2 separate regions of the Homo sapiens genome follow, and region 2 is linked to region 1. Evidence: chromatin contacts called from ENCODE Hi-C or POLR2A ChIA-PET data. All regions are on one chromosome and are shown on one strand. The core of a region is the stretch at or near the end of the contact, and the rest is flanking DNA. Distances in the headings are between cores, read along the strand shown.

Region 1 (5,921 bases), core at 2,718-5,217:
CATGTAAGATGTGTCTTTGCTCCTGCTTCACCTTGCACCATAATGGTGAGGCCTCCCCAACCATGTGAAACTGTGAATCCATTAAACCTCTTTTTCTTCATAAATTACCCAGTCTCAGGTATGTCTTTATTAGCAATATGAGAACAGACTAATACAGTAATTTCTGAAAACATTAAAGAAACACCCAAATTCTACACCTATATTTATATATTTATATATTACATATAAATATATAAGTATAAAGGTTATATATTGCTTGATTATATCACTTATCTAAAATATATAATATATAAATATATAAATTATATAAAATTAATATACAATATATAATTATTAATATATTTATTTACATATTATATAATATGTAAATAATATATAATATGTATGACATATTTAAATAAATTAAATATATAAATTAAATTAAATATATAAATTATATATTATATATTATATGTTATATATTTATATATTATTTATATAAATAAATATATATTTACCCAAGAAAAATGAACATACAAAGATTGGGAAGTGAATATTCACAACAGCTTTATTCGTAATAACCCATACCTGTAAACAAACAAGTATCCACCCACAGTAAATGGATAAACAAATTATCTAAGATTAATTTCAATAGAATACTACTCAGCAATAAAAAGTAATATGTAACAACATGGATAAGACTAAAAAATTGTGCTAAATGAAAATATCCAGATGCCAAAAATACATACCAAATTATCACTTTAAAATAAAGTTCTAGGCCAAACTAACTTATCGTAAAAAAAATAAAATCAGAACAGTGATTGCCTCAGGGGAGGTGGAAACTTACTGGAAGGAGGTATGGAAGGTCTTTCTGGGGTGATGGAAATTGTCTACGTTATTTTGGGAATAATTATAAGAGCACATAAAATTGTCAAAACTCATTGCACTGAAGACTTAAGATTTGTGCATTTTAATACATGTTAGTTATGCCTCAATTTAAAAAAAAACACACAAACACAGGTATAAACACTAGCCTCATGAAGGAGGCAAGATATTAATAAGGCTTTCTTCTATGGGAGAGCAAAGCAAGCAGGAGTCTACGAACATGCAGGAAATTTTGAGATAGAAAGAAAGGAAACTGTAATATTTCACCTTGAATGACCTGAATATTCTAAGTAAAAGTAAGGGATGAGGTTGTCTTCTGGGTGTGTGTACAGGGCACTGAGGAGGGGAACAGAGGATGTATGCATTAGGGAAACAGGAGATAACATAAAAGACCATAAGGAATGAATTTTCAACAGCTCTTACCCCTAATCATGGTTTTGTTTTCCATGTAGGGATCCCATTCAACTCAGATTTGTATTTTTTTCCTCTATCATTTGATAGATTGGATGACAGTCTAGAGTCCTACATTCTCTACAGGAGTGAAAATTGTTTCTTGGGGTGGGGATGATGGTGGTGAAAAATAATCATAGACATTACAATGGTTTTGGGTCTTTCCAAGCTCAATCCTATGTAACAAATCTTATTCTTGAGTGTTTAATTGGGGAGAAAGCTGATAAGAAAAAATATCTAAAAAAGCTCCTTAAAAGAGGTGAGTATGATAATGAAAAAAAAAATTGAGAAATATTGGTCTAGGGAAAGCAAAATACAGGTAGTGAAGTAACTTGGGTTGGCCTTGTCAGGCAGGTAAATGTTGGTAAAAGTGTGAAAGAGTCTAAGTTGATGTCACGTGCATTACTGAAATACATCAGATAAATTAGAGATAGGGTTATAAATTATGAATGCAAAAATCAGGGAGAAGAGAGGTTCTAACAGTGATCAAGTGCAGGGCCGGCAGGAAAGAGGGAGCAGGAGAATAGCACCTGTCACGGAAGCTATGCTGATGCTTAGGTCTTAATAGAAGGCAACTGAGCAGACAGAGGAGCGAGGAGGTGGCAGGTCATAATCATGATCCCTTTAAAGTGTCAGCGGGAATGAGAGAGTGGGGAAAAGGGAAGGGAGGACAGAGGTAAGAGTTTAAGCTCAAAGAGGAGCATTTCGGAGTTCAAATGCTAGAGAATGACAAAGTCTGCATAATTAAAAAGCCAGTGGCCAGGCCATGTTGGTAAATGCTAAGGTAGAGCATAAATGGGGGGCCCTGAAGGGACAGAAGCACAGGAACTTGGTGATGGATCTTCTTGCTGAAGAGCGCAGCATAGTTTGGTGAGCAATGGAGAGTCACTGCCCTGGTGCTCAAGTCCCTGAGGATGATGGAAGAAGGTACAAGAAGTTGTGAAATGGCAGGGATGAGGATGGTGTTATGAGATGCTGGACTGGGCTTTAAAAGAGCAGGGAGATTGCATCACTGCACTCCAGCCTGGGGGAGAGAGTGGGACTCCATCTCAAAAAAAAAAAAAAAAAAAAAAAAAAAAAAAAAAAAAAGAGCAGGGAGACAGAGCTAGAGAGAAACAAACATGATTTGGACAAAGATGAAGGGGAGCAAGTGTAATGGGATTGGGACTAGAAGTAACTAAAGGTGGAGGGAACAGGTCACTACCACAGGGGTGCAGAGTGGGGGATAGAATTTCATGCTAAGAGGAGGATGCAGAAAATGCTCATCTGAAGCTGGTATACTAATGTGGTAGTAAGGGTGTTAAAAAGTTTTCTTTATCCATGTGGCTGGCATTGTCTACTCTCCGGGGCTTCAGTTAAAAGGTAGAGAAAAACTACTATCTTGAATGTATCAACTTCCTTTTTATGAAATAAAAGTTTGTGTGGCTAGTGCCAAAGGTATTAGGAAACATATCCCTAGCACTTAAAAGATAATGGTTACCCTTATTTCTGCCTCCTAATATTTTTTAGATATTCAATTTTCTAAAGGATCAGACTAAAGTAAATCAAATATATCCTGTTATCAAATTCATCTGCTATATAGTTCAATTATTGGACATTCCATTACATTTTCCCCTGAGTTTTGATTATAAGATTTATTGTAATACCTACCTAACACTCATATTCTATTATGTGAACAAAAGGTAGTTTTGGCAATAAGGGAGGTATGACATGGTTCTTCAAGAAGTTCTTTTTATATTCCATTTCAGTAATAAACACCAACAGCTATTTTAACAGAGCATTCACAGAAATATTTTTCCCATATCCTGAATTTAAATATTCTATTATATTCTGTTGAGCCATCAGGGACTTCCGCTCTGTTCATCCATAAAAAGTTCATGCTAATCTTGCCTATTTTCTTTCTTCTTTTTTTTTTTTTTTTGACATTTTAAATTCTAACCAAAGCCAACAAGAATTAATATAAATTAAGAATGCTGGCATGGAAAGCTGCTTCTTATCAACCTCTCACACTGTAAATGTGCTGCACAGCATCATGACATATTAGCTGCAAAGTCCAGTGAAATGGTCATAAAAGGGGCCAGATATATTTGGATAACACTCAGTGAAGTCTGCTGCTATGAATGGGTCTGAAGCCGTCTGTCATATAATTCCAAGAATTCAAATGAGTTGCTATAAGATTGCCTTGGATGCTCTGATAGAGTCACGTCTTATTTAGAGCTTCTGGCCTGGACAAAGACTCATATTTCTTTCGAAGTCAAGGTTATTAATAAACATCTGTGTTGTACAATATAGTAGCCACAAATTACATGTGGCTACTGAACACTTGAAATATGGCTGTCCTGAGATGTGCTGTAAGTGTAAAGCACACATTGCATTCCAAATATTTCATTTAAAAAAAAAAGAATGCACACCATCTCAGTAATATTTTCAATTTCTCACATTAAATTTTAAAAATTATGTTTTAATATTAATCACATGCTAAAATAATTTGAATACATTAGGGTTAAATAAATATTATTAAAAATAATTTCACTTTTTAAAATGTTTTAAAATCTGGCTACCTAAAAAAATGTAAATTACATGTATGGCTCTCATTTCTACTGGGCAGTGATGCTGCAGGCTGTAGCCCAGTTTTCAGGTGGGCCACAAGGAGGCAGTAGAGTGCGGTGGTTAGGGGCAGAAGGGCTAGAGCAGGTCTAGGTTCCATTCTGTGTCTTCTATTTCCTTACTAAAGGACTTTGGCATGTTACTTATTTTCTCCAAATCTTAGTTTCCTTATTAATCAAACAGGAATAATGATAGTGCTTCCTCTCAGGGATTATCAAATATAAACTGTTCACATCTAAAGAGATAACTTGGATTCTCAGAATGAGCATTAAGTTCCAGGTTATAAAGAAGGATACAATTTTTTAAAGTTAACTCAATAACTCAAAAGTTAACTCAATGGAGAAATCAATATTGTGTACATCTTAAAGTGAATAAATAGTAAAACAGATTAAGTCAAATCAAATTGAAAGTGTTTTTATCCTCTTCTTGCCTTTGACCCATTGCTATGGCTCAGAAATGTATTAAGGTAAGCAGAAATAAAGCTCAGTTATCTAAGTGCTATTTTCTGGGTCATCTCTCTCTGTTACTTAGCAACATAACTTCAGGGTGATGGAAATCAAATTTGCTGTTTCTTTAAGAGAGATGCAGGGTGGTCCTTTCTCCCAAAAGGCAATTGCATGCCATTAAACAGTCTAATATTATGTAATGTTTGGATTGGAAAGCTATTTGGGCACGTGGGTAATGGAAAGTGAACAGGAAAAGGAGTTCAAGGGTAGGGATTCAATCCTGGCTCTGCCATGGCCTGAGCCAAGGTCACATAAAACCTCTGAACTTTGGTTTCCTCACCGGTAAAATGGGGATGAGGAAGGCAATATATCTCCTAATAGATCGTTTTAAAGATTAAATAATGAATATTAAAAGAAACTTATCTGTAAACTGGAAAGCTTTTCAGAGTTAGCTCTTATCATTATTTTAATCTACTGAATTCTATGACTGACCTATGCTGAGATACAGCCACTTGGCTCTATGGTGTAACAGGCAAGAGGAGGTAAACAAGGATAACTTGTTTGGACCTCTGTTAACTTCTTAGGAGCTTGTTTTCTCTTCTTTCCTATTCACTGTAAAGACTCATTGTAAGGGCATCATGAAAAAAAAGGCACTCAGGAAACAGTAAAGTCTTATACAAATGTAAAGCATTGTTGTTGATTTGGATCATCATCAAGAATTGATTTTTACTGAAAAAGAGAAGGGGTAAAAAATCCTGTGTTGGTTACCCAATAACTCCTCTTACTGTGAAAAGTAGCCATTGCCAAGTTCCAAAATGCATTTTTAACTCACATGTACTAATTTAAGATGTTAGCAGTGATAAGATGAAAATTGAAAAAGGAAAGTTAGAGCATCCATCTTTTGCTCAGGTCTTAGCAAAATGAAACTTATAAGAATATCTGCCATTATTTTCAATTAGAGCCAAATTCAGCACCATATTATGATCATAACTGTAGAATAGCATTCCTAACAAGAAACGCCATTTTGTAGCCAAGCCTTTATATTTGGCTTCTATGGGTAAAATACTCATCTATATGATTTTTGAATGTAGCGCTATATAATCCAGGTACCCCAAAAGACATTTACAGGATTTTATATAACCAGTACGTTATTTGGGCTCTTAAGGAGGACATATACAGATGCAACAATGACTTATTAAAACACAAATCCTTAGAACTTCACATAAAGAAATACGTGCTCATAAAAGTAGCAGAGTGAAATAACAACATGATAATGATCTGTATCTAGCTATCTACAATAAGTAGATCTAATTTTTGTCACACTGTTTGATTTGCTATTTTTAAAAAGAGCCTCTTAGAACTAAAATATTTTTTCCACCACAGTTGTACACTTGTCTTCATTATCAGTTGTTTTTCCTTTCTTGTTTTTTTTTTAATACACAATTAGTTTTAATATCACTGTTAGTAGGGATTTGGGCATGGAAAAGGACTGTTGAATGTTCTTACTTTTAGCAAGACGTTAGCGAGTCTTTAGCAAGACTAAAAGTAAGAAAA
Region 2 (5,537 bases), core at 2,876-5,375, 88 kb after region 1:
CTCATCTCTACAAAAAATTAAAAAAAAAAAAAAAACTTAGCTGGGTGTGGTGGCACACACCTGTAGTCCCAGCTAGTCCAGAGGCTGAGTTGAGAGGATGGATCACTTTAGCCAGGGAGGTCAAGGCTGGAGTGAGCAGTGATTGTGCCACTGCACTGCAGCCTAGAGCAATAGAGCAAGATCCTGTTTCAAAATGAAACGAAACAAAATGAGAAACACACACACACACACACACACACACACACACACACACAAAAGAACAACAGTAACAACAAAAACAAAGAAGCCATTTGGAATCACTTCAAAAGCTAATTACACTGGAGATAGGGGGTGGAGGGGATAGTTCAGCTAGCTGTCCAACAGCTACAGTATTTCTTTTTAATTCTTTCACTATGAATTACATTGAAGCAAATCATCCTGTTTATTTCTGCTATAATTTCAGAAGCAAAATAATCTGTCAAATATCTCTGCCCCGCTGTGTTATCTTTTTTAAAGCAAGTGCAAAACCAAAATGAATTATTTACCAATTTTCTACCACAAATTCTGTGAACAGAAGGAAAGTCACAAGAATATCTTGCCAACAAAATGGAATATATGGCACAGAAAGCCAGGAATTCAGCTTAAACAATTTAGTCATGCATTTTCATTGATAAGCCAGAAAAGAGTAAAGAGGTTTCATGGCCGAAAAACATGAAAGGGAAAGGCAAGCTGGAGCTGAGGCTGTGGGGAAAATGGCATTCATCAAATGGCACCTAACAAAACTGTGTGGCTCTTCACATCTAAATTTTCATTTTTATCGAGAAAAAAATCAAAGTGTTTTAAGTGCAAGAATATACATAAATTCTGTTCTCTGCCTCAGCAAAAACCTATCTGGCTAAGAAATGACATGAGCCTAACATATTTCTTTGCCCTAGAAAGATGTCTATGATAGGTACATATGAAAAAATCAGGTACTGCAAGCAGAAATATATAGTTCTTGCTTGCTTTACATAAAAAAGTTATTGCTCATAGGATCTTTCTTTTACTTTTGCCTACAAAATCTTTTATCATTTTATAAATACAGGACATTGGGTCCACTGTACACACTCACCTCCTCTTAGGAAGGCCATTTGCCACCTGTCAATATGCCACTGGTGAGGAGCACCCCACCCGGCCCAGACTCTACTGATACCGCTGACATGGGAGGCGGGCAGGGAAGTGCTGGGTAGAGAAGGGCGGGGTCCCTGGCTAGGGCTCTACCCTCAGGCTTGGGCTCACGGACCTAAGTGAGAACAGGCACTCCTGTTTTCGTGCCCAAATGTTGCATTTTCCAAAACCCCTCTGGCCCACCATGACCCCCATCTTGTGCCCATAAAACCCTGAGACCCTAGCGGGCACAGATACAAGTGGCTGGACATCGAGAGGAGCAGAAGAGCTGAAGAGCACGCCGACAGACCCCAGCAGACACTGGCAGGACATTGATGGCTGAATGACATGGAATTCAGCTGAGGGTGATCGGCTGGACTCTAGGGAAAGACTACCTTCCCACTCCATCTCCCTTCTGGATCCCCATCCAACTCACTGAGAGCTACTTCTACCACTCAATAAAACCTTGCACCCATCCTCCAAGCCCACGTGTGATCTGATTTTTCTGGTACACTAGGGCAAGAACTCAGGATACAGAAAGCCCTCTGTCCTGGTGATAAGGCTGAGGGTCTAATTGAGCTGATTAACACAAGCCGCCTGCAGACGGCAAAGCTGAAAGAGCACACGGTAACACACACCCACTGGTGCTTCAGCAGCTGTAAACACTCAACCCTAGATGCTGCCAGGGGGTTGGAGCCAAAGACTCTCCCCATGACCGGCTGGTCTGCATGCTTCGGCTAAGGGTTTGAGCAGCAGGGCACCGAAGAATCGAGCCACTCCCCCATCACACACCCTGCCAGGGGGATAAGGGAACTCCTCCCGTTTCACCACTAGGTTTTGGTGATCTGTCCTGCTCCCTCCCAGGCTGCTGCCTGTTTTCATCCTCATAACTCCTGAATTACCATTGATGTTTCAAAGGGTCTCCACCTCACTGGGCCCCAGCCATGACAGGCCTACACAGGCATTACCTGGTAATTACTGTCTTTAGCATCTTCTTCCCCTGCCCATAACCTTCTCCAGAACTATCCAAAGAAAGCTACTTCCTGCACTACCCTCCTCAATACACAGGGAAACTTCACTTGAATTCATTAAACATTGAATAATTATCCCGTACGCCTTCCTAGGTGCTAAAGGGTAGTATGATCTAGCCTCTGCCTTCCACAACAGCATTTTCGCTGCATTGCTGGTGAGAACACACACACATTACATAGTTGAGAACAGTGTAATATTAATATCAAACTTCAATGGAGTTCTAAGAAATGATAGATTAATGAGAAATGGAAGATGAAGGGAAGACATCCTAGAATCTCCACAGAATTTAAGTAGGTGGAGAGATGGGAGATAGTCCAGGCAGGGCCACCCAAGAGTAATAGCTTCAAATTGTAAATAAACATGACATTTTTAAAGAACAGTTATGAGTACAGGATTAGACATGTATAATATAAAAATGATAAAAATTACTACCAGTAGAAAGTCTAAAATAAAATATCATGTCAAATGTCAGTGAGGATGAGCAATTAGAACTTTGAAATCCTACTATAAATTGATTAAACCACTTTGCAGAACTGTAGGCAGTTTCATGAAAGCAAAATAAATGCATATTTCATGAACTAGCAATTCCACTCCTAAGCAATTCCACCCAACAGCATTGGACACAAGTGTTTACCAAAAGACATTTAGAAGATTGTTCATAGCAGGACTTTTCTTAATAGCGCCAAACTGGAGACAACTCACATATCCATCTACAATAAAATGCATACATACATTATGGAATATCCATGTGATGGAAATCAATTCAGCAATGAGAATGAATGCAACAACATGGAGGAACCTCACAATGGTAATGTGGAACAAGCACAGAAGACACAAAAGAAAAGGAAATCAAGAAAAACCATCTATAGACAACGATATATGACTGGAAGCAGGACCTGAGCTCCAGGAAACAAGGCTGGTACTAGAAAGCCACAGGCAATCCCCCAGTGGAATGGATCATGTAAAAGCCAGCAAAGTAGAAGGTGCTAGATAAGTGCTATGCCCCCATGGGGCATTCCGGGGCCGAGACCCATCAGTAGTCCTGAACACTTGCTGCTTCAGCACCTGGGACCCATAGAGATAGTGAGACTATTTCCAAACACCCGATGAAAGAAGAAAAGAGAGCCAAGCAACTCCGACAAGCTTCTCATTGTGTTCTGTTAAAGTTCCTCTGGCTTACAAGGATGAATGGTCCAATTAACCGAGCTCAATTAAAGGCGGAGACTATTTTTAAAATTCCCAGAAGAGACGTATGGTGAGATCACGGCAGACAGGAGGCAGGAACAGATGCAGCTGTGGACAGAGCAGCGAGGGGGGGCTCACATTGTGAATTTTAGCTCCAGATTGATTGCAAGAACAAATCAGCAATCCCAAGAGGACCCACAGACCCTCTTAAGGACCCAGGAGACCCCCCACAAAACTGTGAATGCCCCAACAGTGGAAGTGGGAAAGGGAGACCCTCCTCTCCCAAACACGTCCCCCACAACTGGAGAAGCTGAAGGTCTGTTTGTGGGAGAAGTTTCTGACTTTACCTGGAGCTGAGTCAATTTGGAGAGCCAAGTGAAATACTGGGGTAGAGGAAGCAGCAGAAAGGCCCTGGGAGCTCGCGGGCTCCCCTGGCAGGCCGTTCCTGCCTGGAACCACAGGGATCCAATGGGAGAGAAGCAGGGGATAAAACTACACAGAGAGAAGGAAATCTCTAGCTGAACTTTGTAACAGTTTGAACGGGGTGAGAAGCCTCCTGGCCAGAACTCGGGGGAGGGTGCAAATCTGATGTGCAGACTCCACAGGCTAGGGAAGAACCAAGCCCTTTTCTTATGCAGCTGGGAGGCAGACAGCCTCATATCGCTTACGGTCTGGGGGTTGTTGAGGGGGGCATGGTGGGAGTGAGACCAGCCCTTCGGTTTGTGTGGGAGCTGGGTGAGGCCTGTGACTGCCGGCTTTCCCCGGCTTCCCTGACAACCTGCATGACTCAGCAGAGGCAGCCGTAATCCTCCTACATACACAATTCCAGTGACCTAGGAATCTCACTCCCAGCCCCCACAGCAGCCACAGCAAGACCCGCCCAAGGAGGGTCTGAGCTCAGATATGCCCAGCCCTACCCCCACCTGATGGTCCTTCCCTACCCATCCTGGTAGCAAAAGACAAAGGGCATATACTCTTGGGAGTTCTAGGGCCCTGCCCACCATCGGTCCCTCCCTATACTAGCACAGATGAAGCTCTCTGGAAAGCACCACCTCCTGGTAGGAGGCCAACCAGCACAAAAATAGAGCATTAAACCACCAAAGCTAAGAACCCTCATGGAGTCCATTGCACACCCCAGCCACCTCCACTGGAACAGACACTAGTATCCATGGCTGAGAGACCCATAGACGGTTCATATCACAGGACTCTGTAGACAACCCCTGGTACTAGCCCAGAGCCCAGTAGATTCAATGGGTGGCTAGATCCAGAAGAGAGACAATAATCACTGCAGTTTGGCTCACAGGAAGCCACATCCATAGGAAATGGGGGAGAGTACTTCATCAAGGGAACACACCGTGGGACAAAAGAATCTGAACAACAGCCTTCAGCCCTAGACCTTCCCTCTGACAGCACCTACCCAAATGAGAAGGAACCAGAAAACCGACCCTGATAATATGACAAAACAAGGCTCTTCAATACCCCCCCAAAAAAATCACACTAGTTCACCAGCAATGGATCCAAACCAAGAAGAAATCCCTGATTTACCTGGAGAAGAATTCAGGAGGTTAGTTATTAAACTAATCAGGGAGGGACCAGAGAAAGGCAAAGCCCAATGCAAGGAAATCCAAAATATGATACAAGAAGTGAAGGGAGAAATATTCAAGGAAATAGCTTAAGAAAAAGCAATCAAAACTTCAGGAAACTTTGGATACATGTTTAGAAATGTGAAATGCCTTGGAAGTTCTCAGCAATATAATTGAACAAGTAGAAGAAGAAATTCAGAGCTCAAAGACAAGGTCTTCGAATTAATCCAATCCAACAAAGACAAAGAAAAAAGAATAAGAAAATATGAACAAAGCCTCCAAGAAGTCTAGGATTATGTTAAATGACCAAACCTAAGAATAATCAGTGTTCCTGAGGAAGAAGAGGATTCTAAAAGCTTGGAAAACATATTTGGGGGAATAATCGAGGAAAACTTGCCTGTCCTTGCTAGAGATCTAGACATCCAAACACAAGAAGCACAAAGAACACCGGGAAATTCATCACAAAAAGATCTTTGCCTAGGCACGTTGTCATCAGGTTATCCAAAGTTAAGGCGAAGAAAAGAATCTTAGGAGCTGTGAGACACAGAAGCACCAGGTAACCTTTAAGGAAAAACCTATCAAATTAATAGCAGATTTCTCAGCAGAAACCCT

The links. Hi-C counts contacts between places; a loop is a spot of excess contacts on that map. ChIA-PET counts read pairs that join two places held with the same protein, here RNA polymerase II (POLR2A). Pooled maps may share reads with other maps.
Region 2: a map of HepG2 shows a loop between it and region 1 (14-fold over the local background). The contact joins two enhancer-like sites. A Hi-C loop is called at or near these places in 10 of 168 maps with a recorded cell type or tissue (HepG2, cardiac septum, gastrocnemius medialis and 3 more) and 10 of 50 pooled maps. POLR2A ChIA-PET finds 5 or more read pairs at or near these places in 1 of 52 experiments (PC-9).

The regions. Positions count from the first base shown.
Region 1 is chr12:29,548,569-29,554,489 of GRCh38, forward strand. All of the region lies in intron 10 of TMTC1 (transmembrane O-mannosyltransferase targeting cadherins 1), which reads right to left. The region is part of intron 5 of LOC105369714 (a long non-coding RNA gene); the gene reads left to right. Among named protein-coding and RNA genes, the nearest start is that of OVCH1, 54 kb to the left of the region's middle. Within about 2 kb of position 3,968, at least 4 of the 41 ENCODE cell types and tissues checked have a DNase peak (open chromatin) inside an H3K27ac peak, as active enhancers do.
Region 2 is chr12:29,636,871-29,642,407 of GRCh38, forward strand. The region is part of intron 5 of TMTC1 (transmembrane O-mannosyltransferase targeting cadherins 1); the gene reads right to left. Among named protein-coding and RNA genes, the nearest start is that of OVCH1, 140 kb to the left of the region's middle. RefSeq lists an enhancer at 3,293-3,843. Within about 2 kb of position 4,126, at least 15 of the 41 ENCODE cell types and tissues checked have a DNase peak (open chromatin) inside an H3K27ac peak, as active enhancers do.